Linked DNA regions of Homo sapiens: region 1 is linked to region 2. Evidence: chromatin loops called from intact Hi-C (ENCODE). Cell type or tissue: Caco-2. All regions are shown on one strand. Each heading gives the region's core, and the rest is flanking DNA. Links, peaks and the distances in the headings are about the cores only.

Region 1 (8,348 bases), core at 144-8,143, 57 kb before region 2:
GTTTTTGCCTGTGCTTATAGATCTTGCTCCTAGAACTTTGCCATATCTACCTTAATGAACCTTCATGCAAGGTATGCTAGATTCATCTAAAATGACAGAGAACTATGACTTCATTAAGCTTTCAGACAAGTCAAGTAAACTATTTGGAAATAATTGGCAATAAAAGCGTGTTTAATAAATATCTGAATGTGTGGCAGCTCTTGGTCTGAGAGCTTGTTTTCATCATAACCAGAATGCAAGGCTTTGAGGACGATGTAGCAAACCCTCACTCATCTCTAACCATATGGTAGTTTTGGTGGCCTACCATTATCTACCAAAAATAACCTAATAGTTGTGCATACAAGTGTTGCCCCAGGCCATCTGCAACACAACCCACTGCACCGGGTGATGACCCCTAGTCAGATGAACACTGTATTAGAGGCAAGCAAGCTAGTTACACGGTAAAATAAGGTCTAGAGCTTCTGTTAAAAGGATGTCCTAGGCAAATTATACTATTTGCTATTCCCACTAATCCCCAATACTTTATCTAGGGAATATTTGGTTAAGGTGAATGTCCAGAATCATCTTGAAAGAAAAAAAATAATACAGCAAATATAGGATTTCCTTCGGTGTAACAGGATGCTATTTCATTACTAACAATGAGTGTGCACATATGGGCAGTTTAAGGGTCTCTTGTCTTTTTGTTGAACCTCAGATAAGTGTCCTCCTCTCCTGTCAGTATCCACACAGGGTCTCTATCCCTCTCCAAGTCCCACCATGAATGCCACGTCCTCTTAACTATGCTTATACTCTAGAGCCTACTCCAATTGATAATGAAAACAGATGCAGCTGTATTTAAACACAGACAAGCAATTAAGCCAAACCGCTCATCAATGCAAACCTGTAGACTGAAATAACAACATAACAATCAATCAGACAGGAGTTTGCCAGTTCTGGACTTCTACAAAGTATCTAGCACACAGTTGGACACACCTCCTCGGAATCCTCACCTTGAACCTCTACAAGCTTCTTTGGCCCTAGGAGGTTAAAATGACTGTATGAACCATGCTTCATGTATACTTATCTGGGAAGAAAGGGAGACACTGGTATTGACAACCTAATAGCACCATCAATTCAATTTCTGCTGCCTTTATGAAAAAGCATCAATATGAGTTCAATCCAGGCTCATCTAGATCTGGTCTTTTGGTAATGGGGTTATACAGCAGTATTGACATTGCATACGCATACCCTATATTCATACACTCTTCATAATCTGATGGCTTCAAATAGCTATCAGGATTTAATCAGAATACAACACAGATTAAAGTGAATTTACATTTAGCAATTTGAATGTAGAGTTGCTTGGGAGTTACAAAGAGAGAACATCTGATCTCTGTCCTAAAAAGAGCTTACTTTCTAGCATCTTAAAAACTCTAGCAGAGACTGTTAATTAATGTGTGTGTGTGTGTGTGTGTGTGTGTATCTCAACATTTGCAACCTTTTGCAAAAGTGAGATAGTTTCCAGAATGGAAAGACCTGTTCTCTAGTCCCAGCATTTTAAAACTGCTCTGAGAAGCCCTGAGGGTTTTAGAGAGGTGCCTCCAGGACCTCAAAGGGAGATAGGGGAAGACCTAAGTGCCCACTCCCAGTTTTTGAGACCATATTGGCTCCTCCCATCTATTTTACATGGAGTCTTTAGTGTACTTGAGGAAAGCGTTCCACAGATCTGCCCATATTGCATATTGGCAATGCATCACAGATGCGATAACAATCATGATACTTTGTCTGTTAGCTAACCATTTTCTTTTTCTTTTTCTTTTTAAAAATATAATTTATTTTTAGTTTAAGTTCCAGGATACATGTGCAGGACGTGCAGGTTTGTTACATAGGTAAATGCGTGCCACGAGGGTTTGCTGCACCTATCAATGATTTACTTTTCCAAAACACTTAGGTGTTAGACCCTACAGCTGAGATGTTTGAGTCCCTGGCAGGCAGACATGTGTTGAAATTCCCAGTACTGGGCACTATGTCTGATACAAAATAGGCTCTCAGTAAGTGTGTTTGACTGGTTGATTGATAGGAAGGAAGGAAGGAAGGGAGGGAATGGAAGGGAGGAAAAGGAAGGAATGGAAGGAAGGAGAGAGGAAAGGAAAGGAAGAGAAGGGAAGGGAAGGGAGAAAAGGGAGAAAGGAAAGGAAAAAGGGAAGTTCAGAGCAAAGGTTAGCTTTGGTTGATATTTTCAGCATACATTCAGCTGTGTCTGAAACTACATAATATGAAGCCGAGGCCTCACCCAGCTATCTTACCTCTCTGACTCTGCACACACATACATACTGACCCATATGCTGCTTCCAGAAACAGAAGTGAGTTCAGCTTGTGTGACTGCATTACTTGTAACACAGGACAAGATGGAAGAATGTCATAGCTACACTGGAAAGGAAAAGGAAAGTCTCATTTTCCCCCAGGACTGAAGTTGAATGGGAGAAGAGCTACTACCAAGCTAGTCCGGGGATTAGTCCAACAAAGCAAAGGCAGTAGAGCCCCAGGGGAACCCAGGTGTGCACAGAGACCACGCCCCAAGGGCTCAGCCTTTGGGCTCTGTCTCCTTGTTCAGCTGGAAGCATCTTCATGTCACTGAGGGAAGCTGGCCACTGCCAGCACTACTACAGCACTAACTGTGGTCCCAGCCTCCCTGTGGCCTTCAGGAGCAGTATCATCAAACACACAGCGTATTAGAAGCGTGATTTTACTACAAGTGTTCTCTTGGTAGGATTTTTCTTAGAAGAAGAAGAGATTTATTTAAATGAATATTACATGAAATATGTGTATACATCTAATCCTGTCCTTCTGTTCTGATGACAAAGTTGAGAAGAAAAACTTTTTCTTCAAAAACCATCCAGCTCTTTATGGTTTCAGATTTCCATAAATAAATACAAAAATCCATCCTGCCCCCTGCTGACAGACTAATATTCCTAAAAATCCAGCTCAAAACTTGACTGTTTCCAGAGTAGTTTCTGAGTTGGGCCAGAACTCCAACCCACCATGCCAGGCCCTCCCCATTTGGAGCCTGGTCTAGCTTTCTTGGGCTGTGACATTGGACCGGGCACTTCAACACCAGGGAATGTGTTGTTCACATTATAATGATGGTAAAATTGCTAAGACAATTTTCTGTCATGTGGCAATTAAGTGTCCAGGTGCTTCCTGGTCTAGCTCCAAAGAGATGCCTTTTGACCTATAACAGACAGTCTGTGGCCAGCCTCACCTGCGACCTCGAACAGCCCCACACCCCAGTCCCACGGTGCCAGAGTGGGTGCTTGGGAACTGGAGCCCAAGAGCCTGTAGTTGGGTTCACCTTCTACTCACTGAAGGGCACAGTTCTCTGAGCCTTCATTTTCCCGAGAGGAAAATGGGGTAATAACAGTATATGCCTCATGGGATGGATGGGTTAGCAGATTAAATAAATAATTCACAAACAGTGCTCATAGCAGGCCGACTGCTTAGTAATAATAAGAAATTTTGATATTGCTTGCTCCCTGCTGTCCGCGACCCTTCCGACAAAGTGTGACTGTTTGTGTAGTTTATTGTGGAGAAGCTCCTTAGCCTTCATCAGATTTTAAAGGGATTCATGATCTGCTGCCTGATCTGCTCCCCACCCCACATCCCACCAAAAAAATTCAACAAGAAACCACTGCTAAAAAGGATACACTATCTTTATATCCACACACTTCAAATATTAGGACAGTGCTGGGCACATAATAAACTCTCACTAAATATCTATTGCTTTCATTTGAAAAACAAAAATAAGAATTGATATCTATAAAAGATAAAAGAAGAAAGACATTTTTTAAATTTAGATTTTTTTTTTTGAGGGGGGGACAAGTCTCACTCTGTCGTCCAGGCTGGAGTGCAGTGGCGTGATCTCGGCTCACTGCAACCTCTGCCTTCCGTGTTCAAGCAATTCTCCTGCCTCAGCCTCCCAAGTAGCTGGGACTACGCCTGCCACCACACCCAGCTAATTTTTTGTATTTTAGTAGAGATGGGATGTCACTATGTTGGCCAGACAGGTCTCGAACTCCTGACCTCAGGTGATCCACCCGCCTCAGCCTCGCAAAGTGCTGGGATTACAGGTGTGAGCCATTACGCCCAGCTAATTTTTTGTATTTTAGTAGAGATGGGGCTTCACTGTGTTGCCCTGGCTGGTCTCGAACTCTGGAGCTCAGGCAATCTGCCAGTCATGGGCTCTTAAAGTTCTAGGATTACAGGCGTAAGCCACCATGCCCGGCCAATTTAGATTTTTAAAAATAAAATTACTCAGAAGTCTTTTGAGAAGGAAACTCTATAAATCCTAACATCTTATGATTTTAAGAAATAAGTAACTATCAGGAGGCTGTAAATTCTGTAGAATTTTCTCTCTGAATTAAAACAGTATCTGGCTTTTAATTCTACAAGGTTCACAACTCCACATTCTCTAAATAAGCCAGTCCACTTCTGTTCAAAAGGCCACTGCCTAATTGATTTCACCAATAAGTGTTTTCCTTCCCTCTGTTCCCAAGCTGCAATAGCACACGCTGGGAACTGCTAATGTGGCTTGGTTGCTCCAGCGTTGCTTCCTGTGCTTCCCAGCAGTCTGGGCAGCTTTCTCTTGGCCAGCACCAGATACTATGGAGTTTTCCTCTCGTTCTCTGCCTTGGGTCTGTACACGGCTGCGCCCAGCGCCAGCTGCTCCGTCCCTCCCTCTCTTGTAATCCACTCTCCTTTAATATTCCAAGGGTGACCCTTGACTGTCCTTTGAATGCCACTCCAATTCAAAAGGCTTCTGAGCTTTTAAGACGAGCAGAGATAACATAATTCCAAGGAGATGGGGGTGGGGAGGAAGGAAGAATGTGATTGGAAAGATTAGCTAAATCTTCTCATTCCTGGGGATTTGGCTGCTCAGGAAAACATGAACTAGAAGGTTTTTTTTTTTTTTTTTTTAATAGGTTCTCCCCATTCCGTCAGCTATCTGTATTAGCTCCTATTAAAAATATTTTGCAGATTTGTTTCCAATTCAAACTATAAACAGAGGCTTAAGTAAATATTTCTTTAAATCTCTAGCCTTTGAAATTGAGGGCAATTAAAAAACCAGGCCAGCCTTTATTAATATTTACTTACATCCTCTTTAGTTTGCATGGATTGGGGATGGCTCTGAATCAGAGCCTACTTAAGACAAAACTGATGCAATTCAACAAATATTTATTGACAGTTCATCAGTACCAGGTGTTGTGCTAGGGACAATGAGAAATGTAAAGATCTAGAAACATTAGCTACCATAAAAAAAGTCACCATCTAGTAGACATCAGCAAAGGGAAGAGAGTAATTGTATTCGGCATCTTCTTTGTGCCTGTCTACTTTCACAGTAATAACATTTTCTTAGCACCCTGATCATGTTTACGCAATGTGTTCTATGTATGTAGATTAGGCATGTGCACACACAAACACAATGCCCTCTCTTGGAAGCACTGTCTTGACCTCATCATGGTTGCTAATAAATAAACATGTCGCTCCACGCAGGGAGTTTTGACTGGTTTTCTAGGCTTTGTTTCTCATTTTAGGGAGATAATCGGCAACTGACAACCCACCATCTCACACTCTGAAGCTCACACAGTGAAACGAGGTTTCCACACAGCCATTCAAGATTGGCACTGCTGGATGGAACAGATGAAGCATCTGAGTTGCTGTTTCTCCCTGCGTATTTGTAAAGAATTGCTGACTTAATATCCTCAAGCACCTAGAATGGCTAACGTGTTGTCAAGGGGAAAATCAGACCCATTTTAACAAGTCAGTAAGACACCTTCATAAAAGCATGTAAAAACAGGTGAGCCGAAGTCTTCATAAACAATTGGCTCTGTTAAGTGGGTTTAGGGGCTTATCCCATATCCACTTGCTAACATTAATTTGCTTAGACAAATTGTTTAAGGGAAAAATGCATCATAGATTGAAGAAAGACAACAACTCAATGCTGACTGAATTACCCAAATTTTAATATGTAAGCGAGGTCTGTTCCTATGAACTGATGTACCTGTGCCCCAAGAAAGCTTGATCCTCCACGGCTGGAATTTAGCCTCATTACACAATCAATCCTCTTTCATGCTACTCCACTGAGCTTCTGCACTATAACTCCACAGGGGCATGCACTTTGCCTGAAAAGTTTTCTGTTTCCCCACAACACAAATGAGAGATGAAATATTGCTGGGTTCTCCTACTTTCTCTCATACCTCAACTACAAGGGCCCATGTATCTACCTTTCTCCATGCAGCTGGTTCCTGTCCTGATGCCCTGTGAGATTTGAGCTCTGTCTGCAAGTCTTGCCCTTGGTGTTCCAATCTTGTGAGTACTTATTTCCTTAGTATGCCAAGCAAAACTCTAATCAAGCCTGCTGAATACTTCGTTAAAGTAAATCAGCAAGAAATCATCTTTTGAATTAAAATAAGCAGAAAAATCCGAATTAGTGTTAAGATAAACGAGGAAATAAATGCCCAAATTTTGATATAAAAATAGTCAACCTCAATAGACTTTTAAACCCTGAATACATTTTTAAAATCCAGTGGAAAACAGTTTGATTTGTTGTTGCACAAAGACTGTTAGAAATTTTTTCTCATTTAACTTTGATATTGTGTGTGTGTGTGTGTGTGTGTGTGTGTGTGTGTGTGTGTGTGTTTCTTTAGAGATGGGGTTTCACCATGTTGCCTGGGCTGGTCTTGAACTCCTGGGTTCAAGTGATCCTCCCACCTCAGCTTCCCAAAGTGCTGGGATTACAGGTGTCAGTCACCATACCTGGCTTTGGTAGTGTTTTTAATGTTATTTATTTATCCAACATGCTTATTGAGTGAGTACTATATGCCAAGGGTCCCCAACCCTTGGGCCACAGACCAGTCTGTGGCCTGTTAGGAACTGGGCCACACAGCAGGAGGAGAGCGGTGGGCAAGCAAGTGAAACTTCATCTGTATTTATAGCCACTCCCCATAGCTCGCATTACCACCTGAGCTCTGCCTCCTGTCGGATCACTGGTGGCATTAGATTCTCGTAGGAGCACAAACCCTATTTGAACTGCATGTGTGAGGGATCTCGGTAGCCCATTCCTTGTGAGAATCTAATGCCTGATGATCTGTCACTGTCTTCCATCACCCCAAGATGGGACCTTCTAGTTGCAGGAAAACAAGCTCAGGGCTCCCACTGATTCTATATTATGGTGAGTTATATAATTATTTCATTATATATTACAATGTAATAATAATACAAGAAATAAAATGCACAATATATGTAATGTGCTTGAATCATCCTGAAACTGTCCTCAGTCTATGGAAAAATTGTCTTCCATGAAACCAGTCCCTCGTGCCAAAAACGGGGACCACTGCTATATACCATCCACTCCTCTAAGTGATGGGAACACCTCATTGAACAAGACAGATCAAGTCCAGGGCCCTCTTGCAGCTAAAATTACAGTGGGAGAGACAGGCAAAAGCGAAATAAGTAAATACGATGTTGAGTAGTAACGAGTATTATGAACAAAAACAAAGCAGGGCATAGGGTGACCTGGAGGGGTGTGGGTATGTAACTTACATAAGGCGATCAGAGAGGTCTCACAGTGAAGGGACCCGTGGGCACAGCCACAGTGCCTGAGGGGAAGGGCATGTGAGCATCACAAGGCCATGTGGAGGGAAAGGCCCTGCGCTGGAGGCCTGTTTAGTGCCCTCTTGGGGAGAGGAGGCTGGTGGGGCTGAGAAGTGGGTGGGCATGGGTGCTAGAGAAGTGGCCCATGGCCAGATCTAGTAGGCCATTTTTTGGCCATTGCAAGGACGTGGAATTTAATTCCAATCATGAGAGAAAACCACTTGAGGGTTTTGGGCAAGGCATGACAAGGTCTGATGTGCCTTCCAAAAGGCTGCTTTGTGGGGAGGCAAAAGCAGAAGTGTGGAGGCAAAAGCAGAAGTGTGGAGGGAGATGCCTGGTAGTTTAAGCACTAGACACATTTTGAATTAGAAATAAAAGATTTTAAAAGGTTTACTGGGCCATAAAAAAGCTGTTATTCTCATAGAACTAGGGAAAAAATTCAATAACCCATATCTTACGAAAATTCAAATTTAAGTCATTTTTTTCTTACTATCTTACCACAACGGTCTTTATATCAACCAAATTCCTTTTGAGAATCAAATAAATCATCTCTCAGCTTTAGCTGCCTTTGCAGAACCAGTACTGGCTGCTTCCTTCTTGCCTGTCAGGCTTAATTGGATTATTACCAAAGCTCCCTGGGCACGTGTGGCCAGTGAGGAAGGGAGTGAGTCCCTAACATCACTGAAGTCTGTTCTTCCTGACTCTGGACTAGCTCCCAG
Region 2 (8,348 bases), core at 312-8,311:
AAGAAATAACATGCAAAACTTTCAAAGCAGTAAGAATAAAAACTGATCATTCCAAAGAAAGATAGCAAAGGAAAGAAAATAACCACATAACATAAATTGAAATAGATAAGGTTTTAATCATTCCACATTGTAAGCATATACCAAACATTACAGTGTACCCCATAAATATATAATATTTATTCATCAATTAAAATATAACTTTTAATGGTAAAAATAAAACCAAGAGCAAGCAAATCATTTAACATAATTAACAGAAGGAATTACATTTCTCCATTAAAAGACAATGGATCCAAAATTGAGTTAAGAGAAGAAAAACAAAACCCAGCCAGAGACTGTTTAAAAGAACATTTTAAAAAAAATGATAAGGAAAAATTGAAAATGCTGGAAGATACAATAGGCAAATGGAAACAGAAGGAAAGCAGGTGGCAATATTACTATCAAAGTATAGCTTAAGCAAAATGCATTAAATGGGATATTTCATTTTTATAAAAGGTACATTCTGCCAAACAGATGTCAAAAACTCTGTACATTAAAAAAAAAAAATCTAACCTAGAAATACATTAGGCAAAGAACTTTTAGAAATACGATGAGAAATTGGCAGAAACTGCAATCTTAAGAGCAATAACACCTCTTTCAGAGTGTGACAGATCAAGTAGATAAAAAATAGACAGTAGCTGAATAACACAATTAAGGAGTTTGATTTATTGAGGAGAAAGAGTAAAAGAGGAAACATTGTATCTTACAGATGTAAAATTCATATTCTTTTCAAATTTCCACATAAAGTAATGAAAAGGACTCATGGATGAGACTGCAATGCAATGACCATCTCAAAAAATCCCCCAAAGAAGAAATACCATTTAGCCCATACTTTGTCCTCAATGCTGTAATTCTGGAAATAAATACTTCTGCATGAACTTTGGAAAGGAAAGAAATCACATCAGTGGTGGACTGAGAACACAATATGAATGATACAATTATTGTATAACAATATCTTGAAGTAGATATTTGAGTATCTTTAGTAGATAAAAATGATTTATCCCTTCCTGGACCATTCTAAATAGCTCATCATGCAGCATTATAAAGAGATGACATTATTTTATCAGGGCCTGCCTGAGGAAATCTTTGATCCTTGTCAACACTTTCTCACTACAAAGGCACTGGCTTCTAGAATGAAGGATAAGACCCCAGATTGGGAGCTAGCTTTTTTGGGGGGTCTGGGAGGGTGCACCCAACCTGCTCACTTGCTCCTGGTTCCACACTTCCTAGAATGAAGCCTGACATATGCAAGCTGCGAAGGAAATCCATGATGGCTGCATTTAATAATTATCTTACTTCTTCATTCATGCATATAAATGGACAACCAACAGTTACCAGATTCTGAGAAAAATTGTAACAAAACCCCAAAAGAATCAAAAGGAATACATTGATTCTCTGATGCTGGAGAAAACAGAAATAATTCAGGGAAGAGAATGGAATCATAAAATAATTTTAATTGGTGATGTGAAGAAGATTTGACAAAATATTTTATCCACAAAACAAGAACAGGTTGCAGTGATAAAAGGAGCAAAGGTTTTTGAAAATTCAAAATGTAATTGTTGACATTTGAAAGATTGATGAAACACTACATGGAAAAGTCAAGGAAACGTTCCAGAATCTTAAAAAAAAAAAAAAAGAAAAAAGAAAGAAAATGCAAAAGATTTCAGCACAATCAATCCAGGAAGGCCAACATCTGTCTCCTAGTAGCTCTAGAAAGAGGTAGCTAAGAAAAGGAATGTGAGCAATTTATCAAAGGAGTAGTGAATGAAATTTCCCAAAGCTTAAACAAGCCTACAAATGGAATACTGTAAGTCTTCATTTTGAAAGATTCCATATGGCGTTGAGCAGAAAAAAATGGAGGAAAAAAAATCTAAGAACATTCTTATAAAATTTCGGAACACAAGGATTCTAAAGAAGGTCCTAAAAGCTTCCAAAGAGATTACAATGTTTATCTTCAAAGGAAGAAGGACCAAATTGGTTTCAGACATTTCATAAGTGATGTTGGATGCCAGAAAACATCAGAGCAGTGCCTTCAAAAGTTCTGAGTGAGAATTATTTTGAACTTAAAATTCTAGCTATCAATCAAGAGTAGAGACAAAATAAAGTCATTTTCAGGCATGTGGGGACTCATAAAATTTACCATCTACAGATTTTTTCTTAAAGAATTACTTGAGGATGCCACCAAATAACAACAATAACAAAAATGGGATGTAGGAATGAGGAAAATATAAGGTTTAAGAAACCATGGACCAAATAAGGCTACAAAATGAAAGGAAATTCCAAGAAGTTGGTCATGCAATCGTCCTGGAAAACCAAGGCTGCAATACAAGAAGGAGGCAGGGAAATCAGAAGGAGTGTTTCCAAGAAGCAAATGAATTCTAGGTAGTAAGTTTCTAGGTAAAAGAACTGAACCTTCTTCATGAAAAGGGTAAACTATATTAAAATATGTAAAGTGAAAAATGCTCTGCTCCATTCCTCCCACTTTCAACTTTTACTCGTTGTATTTCTACTTTTAGTGGCACTGTTTTCATGATACAAGGTTATATGTCTTAACCTATGAGTTATTCTATTTTGTTTTATAGTGATTATTGGAAACATTGGATTTTTAAAATTTTTAGATTCAATTTACAGATACATATGGAAAATTTAATTATACAGGCTCACAATCCCCTATGTGATTCCACTGGAGCAAGACATAAATGAGAACTCAGAATTTTATAAATTTTACAATGATAATGCAGTACTTAGATTACATATTAACTAACACTCCCAGCACATTCTAGACTATTAAGCTGATTAATATTTCTGCACCAAAAAAAAAAAATGTAAATGGTTTACTTCATGTCAGTTCAGGTGAGGTTTTGTCACCAAATAAGTTCAGGTCATGGCTTCCGGCACAACCAATCTTCACACCTGACACAGTAACTAGAGGGTGGGCTTGTATGCTCTGCAAACCAATCAGAATCATTCCCTACTTCCTACTTCATGGAGAGAGCATTTCTGAGAATGATTGTATACAAAGGAAAATAATGGTGAGAGATGGAGACAGAGAGACATGGCCCTGATAGAAGTTTTGAACATCAAAAATCACCTCTGCCTGCAGACAGTTCTATCCCTAGATTTCTGTGAGCCATTACCATTGATCGATCTGGCTTTCTGTCATTTGCAACTAAAAGAGTTCAGACAAATTCTATATTTAACACAAATCCCAAGGACTTTTCAATAGGCTAGGAAGAAAACAAAGATACCTGCTATCACCGTAAGTTTGCTACATTTGACTTGAGGATGTTAGCCAATACAGCAAGGCCGGAAAAAGAAATGAGGTATAACTAATAGGAAAAGAATACAAATTAACATTATTTGGAGATAATATGATGAAAATGCAGAAGAATCAATAAATTAAGAAAACTAATAGGATAATTCTGAAAAAAATCCACTCAAATCACACACACACACACACACACACACACACGCATGCACAATCTGGGAATGAGCTTAATAAACATTTTGGAATGTTTTATATAAAGGAGTCATGCAAATAATTGGGTTAGAAAACAAAATTCAAAGCCTCTGAGATGACAGCATGCTTGGAATGTTTGAGGAACTGCAGGAACGCCCGGTATGGCTACCCCAGGGTGGATAAGGGGGCTTGTAGTAGATGAGGTAGGAGAGGCAGAGAGGTGGGGAAGTTCACTTAGAAGCAGCTCTACGGAGTGACTCCTACTCTGGGTGATATGGGGACCTCCTGATGCTTTCCAGCCAGGGATACAGTAATCTGCTTTAGGTTATCATAAGACGGCTGCTGGGTTGACAATAGGTCATGGGCAAACAAAGGAGAACAGTTAGAAGAATATTGTGATAATACACATAACAATAACAGCGACTAAAGATGGTGATTTAGCAGTAGAATTAGATTTAGCAGTACAAAGTAAACAGATCCCAGATAGATTACATAAATCACTAACAAATCTACATAACATGTTCACACGCAGCCCAGTGCACATATTTTGCTCATTGTTAGGTAAAACTGTATTTACTAATAGCTAAAGAAAAGTCAAGAAGAATAAGTAAATGATATAAAATCATTGACATAATATGTATTTATTGAGTACAGCATCCACCTATTAGGCACTAAGCTAGGCCATGGGATAGGGAAGAGGACACAGTTCTTGCCCCAAGGAACTCATAGTTACATAAGGGAGAAAAAACAACATGATAAAATAGAAGTTGTAAAACCTTATACATACAGGAGCATCTGAGGGCAACACCTCCAGCCTTCCCCTCCCAAAGGCATTTATGACATTCACGGGTTCCCTAGAGCTCCTTGGATCAAACCAAATTTTCGGCAAGGTCTCCACAGTCTGGCTTACTGCCACATTTACACTCCTCTTGCTCTCTGTGCTCTGCCACAGTGGCTGTCGGCCTTCTTCAAGTCCCTTAAACTGGACGTGCCACATTCCTTTCAGCTGCAGGGACTATGCATGCGCTGTTCCATCTGCAGAGAGCACGCTTAACGCCGTCTTGACCTACACAACTCCAGCTCCTCCTTCAATCTCACCTCCCTGATATACTCACTGATGATTTCCCTGATAGGGTCAAAGTCTCGTGTGATGAGCTTTCATACCATTCATCTCCCCATGGTAACACTTACTACTGTTTCATATTTATGTAAATATAAATATTTGACTTTGGTTAGCTAGAGTCTTTTCTACTGAACTGTAAGCGGGGGGGGAGCTATATTGTTTTTAACCTTTTAAAATGCTCCAGTGCTTATATGATTTTACAGCTTTTATTTTACCATCTTGTTTTTTCTCTCTAATGGGACTATGAGCTTTTTGGAGCAGAAACTGTGTCTTCCTTTCTGTCCCATGTCCTAGTTTAGTGATCAAACACATGGATGCTGTACTTAATAAATACATATTAAACCAATGAATTGGAATTACTATATCATATCCCAAATTACTAGAACCCTACTTGGCTCACAGTGGAAATTCAATAAATAGTTGTTATTATATAGTATATACTGTATTTTCTATATAGATAATCAGTATATATTGCATTATATATAGGTAATCTTATATACATCTATATATAATATAGATATAATGTATCTATACATAATATTATATCTATATATAATATAGATATAATGTATAATATAGATATAATATATAATATAGATATATAATGTATAATATAGATATAATATATATCTATATATTATATATAATATATATAATATATAATATATATCTATATATAATATATATAATATATAATATATATCTATATATTATATATATCTATATATAATATATATCAATATACAATATATAATATATATCTATATATTATATATATCTATATATAATATATAATATATATCTATATATAATATATAATATATATCTATATATAATATATTATATATATCTATATATAATATATTATATATCTATATATAATATATACCTATATAATATATATCTATATATAATATACCATATATAATATATATAATATATCTATATATAATATATAATATATATCTATATGTTATATATCTCTATATAACATAGATATATATAATATATAGATATATAACATAGATATAATATATCTATATATAATATATATCTATATATAACATAGATATATCTATAATGTAGATCTATATAAAACATAGATATATCTATATAAAACATAGATATATCTATAATGTAGATCTATATAAAACATAGATATATCTATATAAAACATAGATATATTATATATATAATAATATATAATATATCTATATAAAACATAGATATAATATATCTATATATAATAATATATATTAGATTATATATTATATATAATAGATATTATATCTAATTTACATATAATATATATCTATTATATATTATACATAATATATTATATAATATATATCTATTATTATATATTATAATATATATTATATCTATTATTATATATAGATATTTATAGATATATCTCTATATAATAGATACCATATCTCTAGATATAATATAGATATATATAATACAGATATATAATATATACATAAAATCAGACCTACACATACCATTAATAGCCATCTTTTTTTAAAAGAGGAAATAAATTCTAAGAATAAGAAATTGTTAGGCATTGATATATTTTTAAAATTCTGCTCCCGAACAAAACAGAATATTCTAACAGAGTTACTGACATAATTTTTTTAAATCCATAAGCAAGATGATAAATATTCTCAGTGGTCATCTGAATGGAGACCACGAGGAGGAAGACGATCATTTATGGTGTACCATCCTTCTGCCCAAAGGCTCTTGTCTCCAACTAATAGAGGAGTCAACAGCAGTAGCAAGAAGGAAGGCACAGCTTCATGGAAACGGTTCCACTTTTGCCAAAAGGAAACTAAGAAGTAGGAGGCGCCATCATTTATTACACCAAGGATGTATTTGTATAGTCAACTGTGAAAAAGAGCTCTCCAGCATTTGTGAGAGAATGATCTGCAGGACCTTTGACATTAGGAGGAAGTCTGGTGGGGAGAAAACAGGAAAAAAAAAATCTTGCAATTTTCTTTCCAGGTCTAAGCTGTCTAAGCTATAGCAACATGTGGAGGTGACAAAAGAAAAAAGATAAATTGACAAAGAATGAAAAAAAATTCAGCTTTTTCTGAATCCATAAGATTCCACACATATTTCACAAGGATTTATCAGGTGAATTAAGACTTGCCTTGCACATAGACGTTCTTAAAACTAACTCAACAATGTTGTCTTTGTATTACCCAAGGCGTAGGAGAAAGATTTAACATTAAAAATTGCTAAACAACATCTAACATGTTATCATTTCTGTAAAATTAATTTTATCCCCTTCTTTTTCAGTATGTTCACCTTCATTTTTATAGTTATAGCATCTGCTCTCCTGAAAACATGCTTTTCCAGTTAGCTGGAAGAGACCTTCATTCACCTGCCATTTCCACACCCTGTCTGAAACAATCTCCTGTGGGAAATGTTCATTTAAAGCTGCTTTCCTACACTGCCAGCATTGGGTTATGCCTCTCTGAAGGTTCTGCTGCTAAACATTGGCTTTTAAGTAACTACTCAAAGACACTCCCAAGAGATGTACAGTTCATTGTTTCATAATGAGTCGCTTCTCCTAGCCAGAAAAGATATTTCCGCCACATCCATATTTGATTTTCTGGAAAATCTATAGTAGGCTAAGCTTCACACATGAGCCAGTAAAAGCTTATTATAAGCCTATGGTTTTTCTTTTTGCAACTCATGAGGACTCTCTCATTCCTCTGAAGGGAAAAAATCTGGAAACAAAGTAACCTGACAAGCTGAGTACATAAATTAAGTGCATAAATTCTTTACGAATAGGGCTCTTGCTAGTATATTTAAAGTAAAATAGTGTTTCTACAGCACACCCAAGGAGTTCATTTTTAAAATGAATGAAATGATGTTGGAAAGATGACATATTACAACTATTTCCTCCACTCATTGACTTACAGCAGCTCCACTCCCTTGGTGTTTATAGACAAATGCCGTTAATAGAAAGGAAGGGACCATGTTTAACATAAATGCTGCCTTCTTTATGCTATGGAACACTGCAAAATATCATTATCATGCCGGAATCAATTGATTATATTATCTCCAGCATTCTAAAAGTCTAAAACTCTACAGAACAAGACATTCTGAATAGTCACCCCATTTTTAAAAAGTACCTATCTAGGGAGGAGCCAAGATGGCCGCATAGGAACAGCTCCAGTCCACAGCTCCCAGCGTGAGCGACGCAGAAGACGGGTGATTTCTGCATTTCCATCTGAGGTACCGGGTTCTTCTCACTAGGGAGTTCCAGACAGTGGGCGCAGGTCAGTGGGTGCGCGCACCGTGCGCGAGCCGAAGCAGGGCGAGGCATTGCCTCACTTGGGAAGCGCAAGGGGTCAGGGAGTTCCCTTTCCGAGTCAAAGAAAGGGGTGACAGACGCACCTGGAAAATCGGGTCACTCCCACCCGAATATTGCGCTTTTCGGACTGGCTTAAAAAACGTGGCACCACAAGATTATATCCCGCACCTGGCTCGGAGGGTCCTACGCCCACAGAGTCTCCCTGATTGCTAGCACAGCAGTCTGAGATCAAACTGCAAGGCGGCAGCGAGGCTGGGGGAGGGGCGCCCGCCATTGCCCAGGCTTGATTAGGTAAACAAAGCAGCCGGGAAGCTCGAACTGGGTGGAGCCCACCACAGCTCAAGGAGGCCTGCCTGCCTCTGTAGGCTCCACCTCTGGGGGCAGGGCACAGACAAACAAAAAGA

The links. A loop is a pair of places that touch in the nucleus more often than their neighbours do. Peaks named below come from ENCODE experiments on the same cell type or tissue, not always from the same donor. Only the 100,000 strongest peaks of a DNase experiment are listed, where the experiment ranks them.
Region 1: a loop joins it to region 2, with 5 times the contacts of the local background. A loop is called at or near these places in 2 of 110 quality-filtered maps.

What each region holds. Positions count from the first base shown.
Region 1 is chr7:39,069,982-39,078,329 of GRCh38, reverse strand. All of the region lies in intron 1 of POU6F2 (POU class 6 homeobox 2), which reads right to left. Among named protein-coding and RNA genes, the nearest start is that of POU6F2-AS2, 61 kb to the right of the region's middle. In Caco-2, for the core only: no CTCF peak of the experiment used is centred there; a DNase peak (open chromatin) is centred at 4,689.
Region 2 is chr7:39,012,974-39,021,321 of GRCh38, reverse strand. The region is part of intron 1 of POU6F2 (POU class 6 homeobox 2); the gene reads right to left. POU6F2-AS2 (POU6F2 antisense RNA 2) reads left to right here and starts at 7,755. Exons shown (of 7, transcript NR_138047.1): 1 at 7,755-7,909. RefSeq lists a silencer at 3,686-3,886. In Caco-2, for the core only: no CTCF peak of the experiment used is centred there; a DNase peak (open chromatin) is centred at 4,501; H3K4me3 peaks cover 916 bases.